Regions from separate parts of the Homo sapiens genome. Here region 2 is linked to region 1. A link is a contact called in ENCODE Hi-C or POLR2A ChIA-PET data. All regions are on one chromosome and are shown on one strand. The core of a region is the stretch at or near the end of the contact, and the rest is flanking DNA. Distances in the headings are between cores, read along the strand shown.

The links. A loop is a pair of places that touch in the nucleus more often than their neighbours do. ChIA-PET counts read pairs that join two places held with the same protein, here RNA polymerase II (POLR2A).
Region 2: a map of posterior cingulate gyrus shows a loop between it and region 1 (6-fold over the local background). The contact joins the promoter of UNC79 here to the promoter of ITPK1 in region 1. A Hi-C loop is called at or near these places in 1 of 168 maps with a recorded cell type or tissue (posterior cingulate gyrus). POLR2A ChIA-PET finds 5 or more read pairs at or near these places in 1 of 52 experiments (GM12878).

What each region holds. Positions count from the first base shown.
Region 1 is chr14:93,112,285-93,117,680 of GRCh38, forward strand. It overlaps ITPK1 (inositol-tetrakisphosphate 1-kinase), which reads right to left and starts at 3,641. Exons shown (of 11, transcript NM_014216.6): 1 at 3,488-3,641; 2 at 2,785-3,021. The coding sequence starts at 2,879.
Region 2 is chr14:93,427,776-93,433,044 of GRCh38, forward strand. UNC79 (unc-79 subunit of NALCN channel complex) reads left to right here and starts at 3,164. Exons shown (of 52, transcript NM_001395159.1): 1 at 3,164-3,276. The coding sequence starts at 3,255.

The sequences.
Region 1 (5,396 bases), core at 2,391-4,890:
CATCTGTAAGACAAAGGGGCTAGATGAGATGATGGCCAACATCTCTTCCTGCTCTGAGATCAGATTTTTACAAGGCCGGACATTCAGCTAAACAACCCACCCCGGGCCGGACCATTCGGGTCATTCTTTGCCCAAACATTAAGAGCAGGGCCATTTTTTTTTTTTTTTTTTTTGAGATGGAGTCTCGCTCTGTCACCCAAGCTAGAGTGCAGTGGCACCATCTCGACTTACTGCAACCTCTGCCTCCCGGGTTCAAGTGATTCTCCTGCCTCAGCCTCCTGAGTAGCTGGGACTACAGGCGCCTGCCATCATGCCCGGCTAATTTTTGTATTTTTAGTAGAGATGGGGTTTCACCATGTTAGCCAGGATGGTCTCGATCTCCTGACCTCGTGACCCACCCACCTTGGACTCCCAAAGTGCTGGGATTACAGACAGAAGACACGGCACCCGGCCCAAAGCAGGGCCATTTTCAAATACCTTTAGACTTTTTCATTAGGGAATTCATAGACAATTCATCACCCGTCGTCAGTACAGAAGCCCTGCGCCCCCAGATTCTGAATGTGGAAAACATGATAATGTCCTTTGCACTGTCTCTCAGCCACTAAAGTCTCATTGGCCCTCACACCAAACAAAACAACCTCACGGGGCTCCCTGGTCACTGGCTCAACAGTTGCAGCATTTTGCAGCCAGTATAGAAATGTGGCCACCAGGGGGCACTGCCCTGAAAGTAATAAATAAGAAACGGAAAAACTCTTTGGTGTTTTCTTTTCCTTCTTAGGCTTAAGTGATAAAATATCTAAAGCTTCCCTAGTGAAAACACAAAGTGGGCTTCCTCGGGTTCTAGAATGGCCCTGATGACTTCTGCCTTCTTTGAAGCCAATATTTTGGCCAAAGGAAGGCAACTAGACTTTGAAGACAACAACTCTTTCAGAGAAAGTAATGCTCTACTCCCCAGAACGTTGATAGCATAGCTTGCTCTGAACCTCCCACCCCTTTAAAGGAAGAATGTCTACAAGGTCAAGCCAATCTGCAGGTCCAGCACGAGGACCTAGTTGTGAGTCTCGGCGAAGAATATTTTGCGAGAGCCTCCTAATTACCAAGCAAAACAAGCCAACCCAATGACAAGCCTCAAGCTTGAGTTGCAGACACAAGATGACATAAATACAGACAGCAGTACAAAGGGTGCGAGGTATTCGCTGGGATTTCCCAAGTCTTACATGACTGCAGGGGGAGCTCCGGTGCCTCACATCAGAACTGGACTTCGAGAACATGCCAAAGCAGCTGCTCCAAATTTCTTTAGTGTCTTAGAATGCCCTTCCCACAAGTGAGTGTATCCGCGGTACAACGTTCAAGTACCCTTTTGTAATGTTCCAAGGGTCCTAAGACTCATTTTCAAAGCTCTGGCTTCGAGCTCCTCCTGATTTCTTCATGAATTGCTGGGGCCACTCTGCATGCCCTATTGATCATGAAGAGCCTGTCTTCTAGGGAAACCGGCCTGGGAGAAGGCAGCCAACCCCATCCCCAGACCAAGGGATAAAGAACCAGGCACTATCCTGTACAAGCTGTGCCCCTCTGGCTGCAGGAAGAGCGCCTGCGGGGCTTGCACGGGGCAAAGGAGCAGCAGGCCCTTGGGAAAGGCATGAGGCACACAGAGGTGCTGCCAGGCTCACCTGCGCATGCCAGCTCAGACCAGCCACGGGCCCCCAGGAGCACCAGGGGTTACGGAAACCCAACTGTTCAATTCTCCAAGATGTGTGGGGCCCCCACAGGGACAAAAATGCAAGTAGAGCCCATTTTCAAAAATCAGTCTAACAAGCTGCATCACAAAAGGTTTCCACCTGGAGTTTGCAAAAGGCTTTCAGAGCTAGATTCTCTTAGGCTTGCATTGAGAAAAGGGCTTAACTGCTTCTCAGAGGCAAAGCTACAGTTGTGGAGCAAGGGAAGGCCTACCTGACCCAAGACTCAGTAGTTCTGTAATTTATTAAGAACGTGATCTGTTAAACACCGGAGACTCCGCCAAGGAGCACCAGCATGGTGGGAGCAGGGGCACACAGCCCAGATGGCAGAAGGCCACTCCACACCACGGGCATTTACCCAGCACTTTCTACGCACCAGCCACTCCCTAGCTGCGGGACCCCAAGCTAGGTACCCCGCTCCTCTGCCGATCGGTCCCCGTTCTCAGACAGGTGGCCCAGAATCACCACCCTGGCCAATTTGCAGGGCTGCTGCGAGGCTCTAATGAGACAGCAAATCACCACATACATGCCAAGAATTGCTACTCGCTTCAACTGGGCTTAACCTCATGATATGCAATGACAGCCTCAAGAGCCGAGCACACGCGGGGCACATAGTAGGTGGTCCACAAACGTGGGTGCCCTTTCTTCATGAAAGGGAAGGGGACGAAGGAAGAAAAACACTCCGGTCCAAAAGTACCCTCAAGCCCTTACCCCACAGCGTGGATGCCCCGATTTCCCAGGTCCCTCCGCAACCCTCAGTAGAACTCCCACCGCGCCCTGGGCTGCTGGGGGCCTCCCCAGCCGGGTCACAGTGCACCTGAACGCCCCGGTCCGTGCCACCTCGCCCGCACCGGCCACCGCTTCCCTGGAACGCGGCCGGCGGCCGCCACCGCCACCTGGCTGCTCGGACTCAGTCTCCCCGCGCGCCGCTTCTTCCCGTTTGGCTCCGATCTCCCAAAACAACTAATGAGGCTGCACCGGGCTCGGGCCGGGGGTCACCGGGCTCGGGCCGGGGGTCCCCGGGCGCCGGCGCCGCGTCCCTCCTTACCTGCACAGCTCGGCGAAGGCCTGGAAATTCAGCTTCTTGATTTTCTTCTCGCTCAGCCAGTAGCCAACTCTCTTCCCTTTCAGAAAGGTCTGCATCTTCCTCCTCGGGCGGGGAGCCTGGGTCCGGAGGAAATCGCCCACAGGCCGAGTCTGGCGGCCGGCGCGCGCCGCGAGCGAGTGGGCACCTCCTCCCGGCGGCGGGGACGCGGAACGGGGATCGGAGCTGGGGCGCGCAGTCCTGCCGCGCGGAGCGGAGCGGGGCGGGGCGCGGCGGGCGGCCGGGAGGAGGGAGCGGCGCTCAGCGCGGAAGGCCACTGGCTGGGCCAAGCTGCCACCGCCCACGCCCCCGCCGCCTGCGGGCTCGCCCGCCCGCCCACCGGCTCGCGAGCGCCGCGCCGCCCGGCCTGCCGGCTGAGGCTGGGGCACGGCTGAGCCTGAGTCTGAGTCGGAGCTGGGGCCAGGGCCCGCAGGAGGGGAAGCCGGGCCTCCGCAGACACCGCCCCCGCCCTGCCCGCCCTCCCGCCGCGCGGGCCCGAGCCACACGCCCTCAGGCGGCGGCAGAAGCGCGGCCTCCGAGCCCTTCCTCCCTCCTCCTCCCGCCCGGGTCCTCGCCCTCTGATGTTCCCAGCCGGGCCGTAACCCCTGGGCGCGCTTGGACCCCGGCGGGGCGCACGCGGCCACTCGGCCCGGCCAGAGATCCTCACCCGCCGCCGCCGCCGCCACTTCCTCCTCGGCCTGGTCCTCGCGCGCTGCCCGCCGAGAAGGGCGGCGGCGAGCGCCCGCGCACTCGCCGCCCCTGCCCGCCGCCGCCCCGCGCTGGCCCGGCCGCCCCGCTTGAGCCCGCGGCGGCGAGGAAGCGGCGGGGCGGCCGCCAGGGGGCAGCGCCGCCCGCCGCCTCTTAAAGGCGCCGCGCCGGCCCTCGCGGCTACCCGGCGCCTGTTTGTGTCCCCGGGTGTGGGGTGCGGGGCGCGGGGCTTCCTGGGGGCGGCCGTGGCCCGGCGGTCTTACTTCGGGAAGGGAGCCGCGGTGTGGGCGTGTGTTCCGCCTGGCCTTTGGGGGCGACCGAGCCGCTGAGTTTCGGAAACGTCTCTGTACCCCCAGCAGGGTTCAGCACCCCCAAGGCAATCCATTGCAACTGCGCCCGGAAGGAGACCTTCCAGGAATTCGCCCCTTCCCTCGAGGAAGCGGACCCTGGCCCAGGATGGGGCCCCCCGGGGGGGTGGGTGAACACCCAGGGGCCCTCCTAGGCGTAGGACGTGACCACCAGTTCTCACTCTAGGTCCCCTTCACTGAGGGGGGAAGGGGCGGGGACTGGAGGCGACAGCGACAACAGCGGCCGTCCCCGGAGACCCCTTCCTCAGGGGTGCGGGTCAGCGTCGGCGCCGGGGAGTCACTAAACCCCGCCTACCCTGCCCTGCCCTATGGGGCAGCCAGGGAGCTTTCCTGCCTCAATGGTCTCTGGGTTTGGGAAGGAGAAATGGACTTCTCTCCCCAGGCCCAGGCAGGAAAAATGGATTCCCGTGGAGGGAAGGCTCAGAAAAGTTTGAGAGGAGACACTGAAGCTGGCCTTGGAAATCAAGGAGATTTTGATGGAGCAGGGAAGGGGGATGAGCTTGAATTGAGGCTGGGAGACAAGAAAAAGCCAAGTTGCCAGCGGGTGACCAAGACTTCCCTTGATCACACTTGAGTCAGGCTCCTCCGAGACCTCTTTCTGACCAGGCCCCGACCTTGGGCTCTGTCCTTGGCCTTCTTAGTCCAGTTTTAGCCAGAATCCTGCTGTCAAGAATATCTCCACGCTTGGTATGTGATCACCCTGGCCGGCCTACATTAAGAAACTCCGTCTCAAAAAAAAAAGAAAGACAAGGATCTCTCTATGCTGCCCAGGCTGGAGTGCAATGGTGCAGTCATAGCTCACTGCAGCCTCGAACACCCCTGCTAAACTGATCCTCCCACCTCAGCCTCCCGAGCAGCTGGGACTACACTGTGTTGCCCAGGCAGGTCTCGAACTCCTGGCCTCAAGCTGTCCTCCCACCTGGGCCTCCCAAAGTGCTGGGATTGTAGACCTGAGCCACCCCGCCTGGCTTCCCTGCCATCTTTAACGAGAATCTGATTAGTTTTTTTCTTTAACAAGGTAGAGAAAACGGATGGATGGAGAGTGGAAAAGACGATGGGTGGGAAACAGGACTCCTCCAGGGGGCCAGCTAGGGACGGGCACTGCATGCCTTAGGCAAGGGTACTGCGAGTTTCATAGGCCATGGGAGCCTAGAAGGTAAGTGGTGACAGGTTCCAGGGTCAGCTCTGTGGCTTAGAATGCCTGGCTCCTGGGGGGGACATGGAAAGCTGGATAAAGGGAAGATCATAGCAAGGACCCCTAGGGCCGAGGCACAAGATGGATAAAAGAAGGCTAAGGGAGGCTGCGCATGGTGGCTCATGCCTGTAATCCCAGCACTTTGGGAGGCCGAGGTGGGCACATCATGAGGTCAGGAGATTGAGATCATCCTGGCTAACACGGTGAAACCCTGTCTCTACTAAAAATACAAAAAATTAGCCGGGCGTGGTGGCGGGCGCCTGTAGTCCCAGCTACTTGGGAGGCTAAGGCAGGAGAATGGCGTG
Region 2 (5,269 bases), core at 1,914-4,413, 320 kb after region 1:
GGACATAACCACAAATTTAGAATAATTTTTTATGGGGGCTTCTAATGTCTCTAAAATGTTTTTTTCTGAAAAGTAAAACAATGCAACATGACAAAATATTAAGATTTGATGAGACTGGGTAGTGGTAACATTAGTGTTCATGATTTTTAAAATATTTCTATGTTTGAATTACTTCATTAAACAATAGAATGGGCAAAAAGTTTGGAGAAGACTTTGAAGAGCATTATGTTATAGAAGTCAAGGGAAGAGGGAATTTCAAAAAGAAATAGGGAGAAATTTCAAATGCTGGCATTAGTCACCAAGAGATAAAGCAATTATAATTTACTATTAGGAAATTATTAGTGACTATTGAAGTAACCTGTTTCAGCCACAATTTGATAGCAGGTAGGGTAGTGAGGAAATGGAGAAATGGAGGCCACTTATTCAGTAAGATGATAGGCACAGCTTTTTGAGGATGAAAAATTTATGCATGTTTGCAAGCAGGATGGGAAAATCCATTGAAAAGATGAGACTTAAAATGCTGGGAAAAAGAAGATAATTAAAATAGCAAATTCTAGAATAAGTAGAAATGTTTATAATTAGAGGCATAGGTTTGGAAAAAAAGGCATTGCATCTGGCAATGAGAAGAGGCACTACCTCTGCAATAGAAGAAAACTAAGCAGGAAGGATTGAGATAGGTGGAGACAGAAGGAAAGGTGAGGGAGTTCATTGAAGTAGTAAGGCCATATGTCGGAATGGTGAAACTGAGTAATGGATATGGCCCAGGTTAGTGAGTTAATGGGCATGTCAGAAGGCTCAAGCTGTGAGTGCCTAGGTTGATGATTAGAGTCTCAATTATATGGGTGCTATCAGGCTTTGGAGGCTCCGAAGCATCAGAACTAACCTGAATGGATTGGGTGCATTTGAGGAGTTTCAGCAGTAATGCTAATAGCAGCCATCACTCATATGTGTCATTGTTCTAGATTCTCATATATATACTTATTTATTCCTGACAACCTTTAATGTGACTATGATATGACCATTTTTCAGGTAAGGCAGTCGAGGCATGGAGAAGTTAAGTAACTTGCACCAGGTTACACAGATCATGAGAGGCAAAGCTGGAATTCAAACCCAGGCTGTCTAACTCCTCAGTCCATGACTTAACACCATTATACTCTCCCTTAACTCAGTAACGGGAGGGTTAATTGATGACAAATGAAAGATTGTTAAGCAGATAAAGGGATAATAGGTTTCCAACACATACTTTGTCCTTTGTTTCTGTATTATCCAAGACACCTCTTTTTCATGTGTGTTAATTTCCAATTACTGTTTTCTTTATCAAAGCCTCAGGCTTCCAAGAATTTTCTGAATAACCCATTGAGCTTTCTTTTAGTCATACAAAGTGTTTGTCATCTTCTCAGGAATGTTCATTATATTCATATTTTCTTTAGAATGATTCCAATTTCTTTTTACTCAGAACGAACTCTTTGGCATCATGCTTCACATAATCATTTATCTTTTACTAATAAATGGAACTTCTCTTTGGGATGTGGTTTTGGGAATGAACAATGACATGGAATGATAGCTGATTAGCCAGAGCAACCTGCCAATCAGCAGGATGTCAGAGTCCAATCACATATGCAACCCAAAGAGCCAATTCACTAACCCTTTATGAACATTTTTGCAAATACCATGAAACTTGAGTGCTGTGTGTGCATCATTATGGGCAGTTTCCCTGTTATTTGTAGATTTTTTTATTTGCTACTCAGAAGCATCTTTCCTTGATGTTTGTTCATAATATTTTTCTTAATTGTCCAAGATTTCACCTGAATAGTTTGATATATTACACAGAATTTAAAATTCTTTCCCTAAATAGGATCTTTTATTCTCTGAGGTGGAAAACATTGATTTATCAGCATTAAAAGTCATTGTCAACACTTACCGTTTTGTTCCTGTAACTTTTACTAAATTAACCTGCTATGACCATGCCCCTCAGCTTTAACAAATTAAACTATTTGAATGAAGAATGGACATAATGGTTGGGGATTGTGCCGTACTTTTAGTTTACAAGGACTTGCGCATCCATTCGATCTGCCCAGTAACTCTTCAGGTGACAGGGCAAGGTTTTAATGTTCCCATTTTACAGATAAAGAACCGGAGGTGTAGGGAGATTAGAAGATGGTCCTTGAGTGAGTAAGTGGTAAAAGTGGGTCTTGAATCTGGTTCTTCCCGACTCCAAGTGTCTCTCCATTCTGTAGTGGATTCTTTGGATATCTTCCTATTAATATGCACGATGCCCTCGTCTATTGCCTTCCTTTCCCGCTGCCTTCGGTTTTCCAGTCGAGGGGCTTCCTAATGTGTCCCTGTCCAGCTGGGATGGCTGCAAGGGAGCACACCTGGGGTCTTCCTGTCTTCAGTCTTTCATCTTCCTTTTCTGTGGCCCTTCCAGCTTCACCATCCGTGGACATCTCCTCCTTCCTTCAGCCCCAACTTCTAAAGTCTTGTCACAGCCCCCTGGCAGTGGGACCTCCCATCCCCAATCATCAGCAGGAGAGCCCATCGCAGAGGGGAGGCGAGGGCAGGGACCGCAGCGCACAGGGAAGCCATGCTGAGGGTTCCTCCTGCATTTTCTTCCTCGCGGTCCTCAGGAACATCCTCGCGCCCTCCGGCCCCGGCGCTCCAGCCCGCCCCGGATCCGCCTCCCTCTCCTTCCTCCCCGAGGTTGAGACGAAGCGTGGGACGCACCTGGGTCCCTCTCTGGTCACCCTGCTGAGGCTCCGGGGGCTGCTCCGGGAGCAGGATTTACAGGCCCGGAGAACGCCAATGGGAGATCCAAATGGTCGGGGACTCCGGCGCTTTAAGAGGCTTTTCTCTGGGAAACACCCGTCCCCTCCGTGCGCCTTATGAATGGAAATACTCCTCCCCCGGTCGAGCCCATTTTCCCATTTCACCAGGAGCCGCAGCCTGCTCTCTCCTTTCGGTCTCCCCGCCCACATCAACGCGGGCAGCTCCAGGAGGGGACGGACAGGAAGCCTTTGGCCGCCTATTAAATCCCACCCATTTCTCCGGGGGCGATTTCCTAACCTTCCGGGACCGAATTCTGCAATTTGATGTGCGTTTTGTCCGAATGGTAGCGACACGGGCCTAAGGGAGGGGGAAAGCGAGGGGGTGGGGGGTGGGGGGTATGCACTCTTTTCCTCGCAACATCGCTGGCGGAGCGAGGGAGCTCACACGACACAGATTTTGGGGCAAAGCCTTTCCAACTGGACAGCACCATGTCCACCAAAGCGGAGCAGTGTAAGTAGCAGCCGGCCCGGCATTCCGGCCCGGCCTCGGCTGGGAGCTATTGCAGCTGCGGCGTTTGCGGCTGCTGGGAGACCTTGGCATTGTGCTGGTGCGGGGGTGGGGGCTGAGGTTGGGGCGGGTGGGGGGTGGCGGAGAGAGAAGGTGGGGGAGGGTGGACGTTAATGGCAGCGCGGCGCTGTCCCCGGTGCTGAAAAATAATACGGTCTTCCTCGGGCTCCAGCGGGGGTTTCTCAAGACTCAGAGACCCTGCGAAATGAAATTAAAATGGGGTCATTCTCGGGAAAAAGAGGCCTCGTATCTTTCAGATAAACATTTCAGTATCTCTTGTTGGAGTGGGGGAAGGGGGGTAGCGGCAAATCAGGGGCGGGGAACTGTCAGTTGCAACCAAAGCCTGCCTGGCCTTCTGAGCATGCCCAGTTCTTGGTGCTGGAGCCATAGGGGAGTTTGAGTCTGCAGTTTCCACTTCGGGTGGAAGAGGCAAGAAGGGAGAGAAGGGGGAGGGAGCAGGGAGCCAGGCAAGAGGAAAATTAACTCACTAATGCCAACACCAATGTCAAAACCAACCACAACCATGCGGTGCTTACAAGAAAGTGAAAGGAGCTCTGGGAAAATGACCTAATTGATCTAATTATTGTTCCAAAGAGCAGGCTTCCTTTGTAGGGCAGCCCATAGCACCGGAGGATTTTGGTTGTCCCAGTAATGACTGACTGTGTGCGTGGTTGGAAGCAACCTGCTAACTCCTTGTGGATGGAGTAAGTTTCTAATATGGTTCCCATAGTCTGTCTTATTGCAGTGCGCACTAGTAGGCCTTCGGTGTGTGCTTGGTAGGTTGATCAATGTGAAGCCTTTTTCCGAGTACACTTGAGGGCTTGAGGGATTCAGGAGCTTAAACTTCAGATTGTAAATAAAAGACGTTTTTATTAAGCAGTAAGTTTGAATTTTTAACAATATACCAGAACTTATTCACCTAGATTGACTCCTTTCTTCCAAAGCAGTACACGTTATATGGATAATGCTGTCACTACTTAAAAGTCTTTGTAATTCTTCTTTGGAATGGCTACTAAAGCCGGTTTTTGAGACACACAAAACAGTAGTCTCATTATTTGAGGGCAATATCTTATATATGATAAAATGCAGTATGTCATTTATTCACCAGATAAATTAAATAAACTGAAGGCTTATAGAATTCTCAGATTGATGGTTCATTAGAAATTGTGCATGCCCACCTACCACCCAGTGCTTTTACTTCTTTATGTTTTTTTGGAATCCGGAAGATCTGAGTTTCAATCTTAGTTTTGCTACTGTTTGACCTTGGGCAAGATAATTGACCTCTCTGAACTTTATTTCCTCATCTGTAAACCTGGGCTAATCATGCTGATGGGGTTGTTGTGGGGAATGAGAGAATACATATAAAAGGTTTAGTAATGAGCCTAGCACATAGAATGTACTCAATAAATGATGGCTATGATAATGACAAGCATTGCCCACTTTTAAATAGTCCATCTCCTCTAAATAGTTAGGAAGCTCTCTTGTGATTTTTTTTGCATGTTTCTGAAAGTTAAATCTACATTCAAAATTAAGTTTTGCTTTTACAGAGGTTTTTGAAAAAAATTGGGTGCATTCTGTTTTGAGGAATGGTAACATAGTTTGAGTCCATGTAGAACCTCCCACTTGAGAATATCACATCCTGATATTATAATAAAGCCAAGTGGTTTTATTATAGTATGGTTTTTAAAGGAAAAAACACCACCTGTCATTTGATTGTGTAGTTACATATTACGTAAGTAATTTCAGGCTAAAGCCAGTGAGTATTACTGTCCTCTTCCTGTGTTTTCTCTTCCTTGTTACATTTTGAAATGGACTGGATGCTTTGTCTTGTCTCTTTCCTGGGCAATGAATAAAATCTATCTATGGACTTGATTCTGTAGAGCAATTAGTGGACTTAAGTAGCTATTTTAGACGTGTTAGTGAAACAGATTTTTTT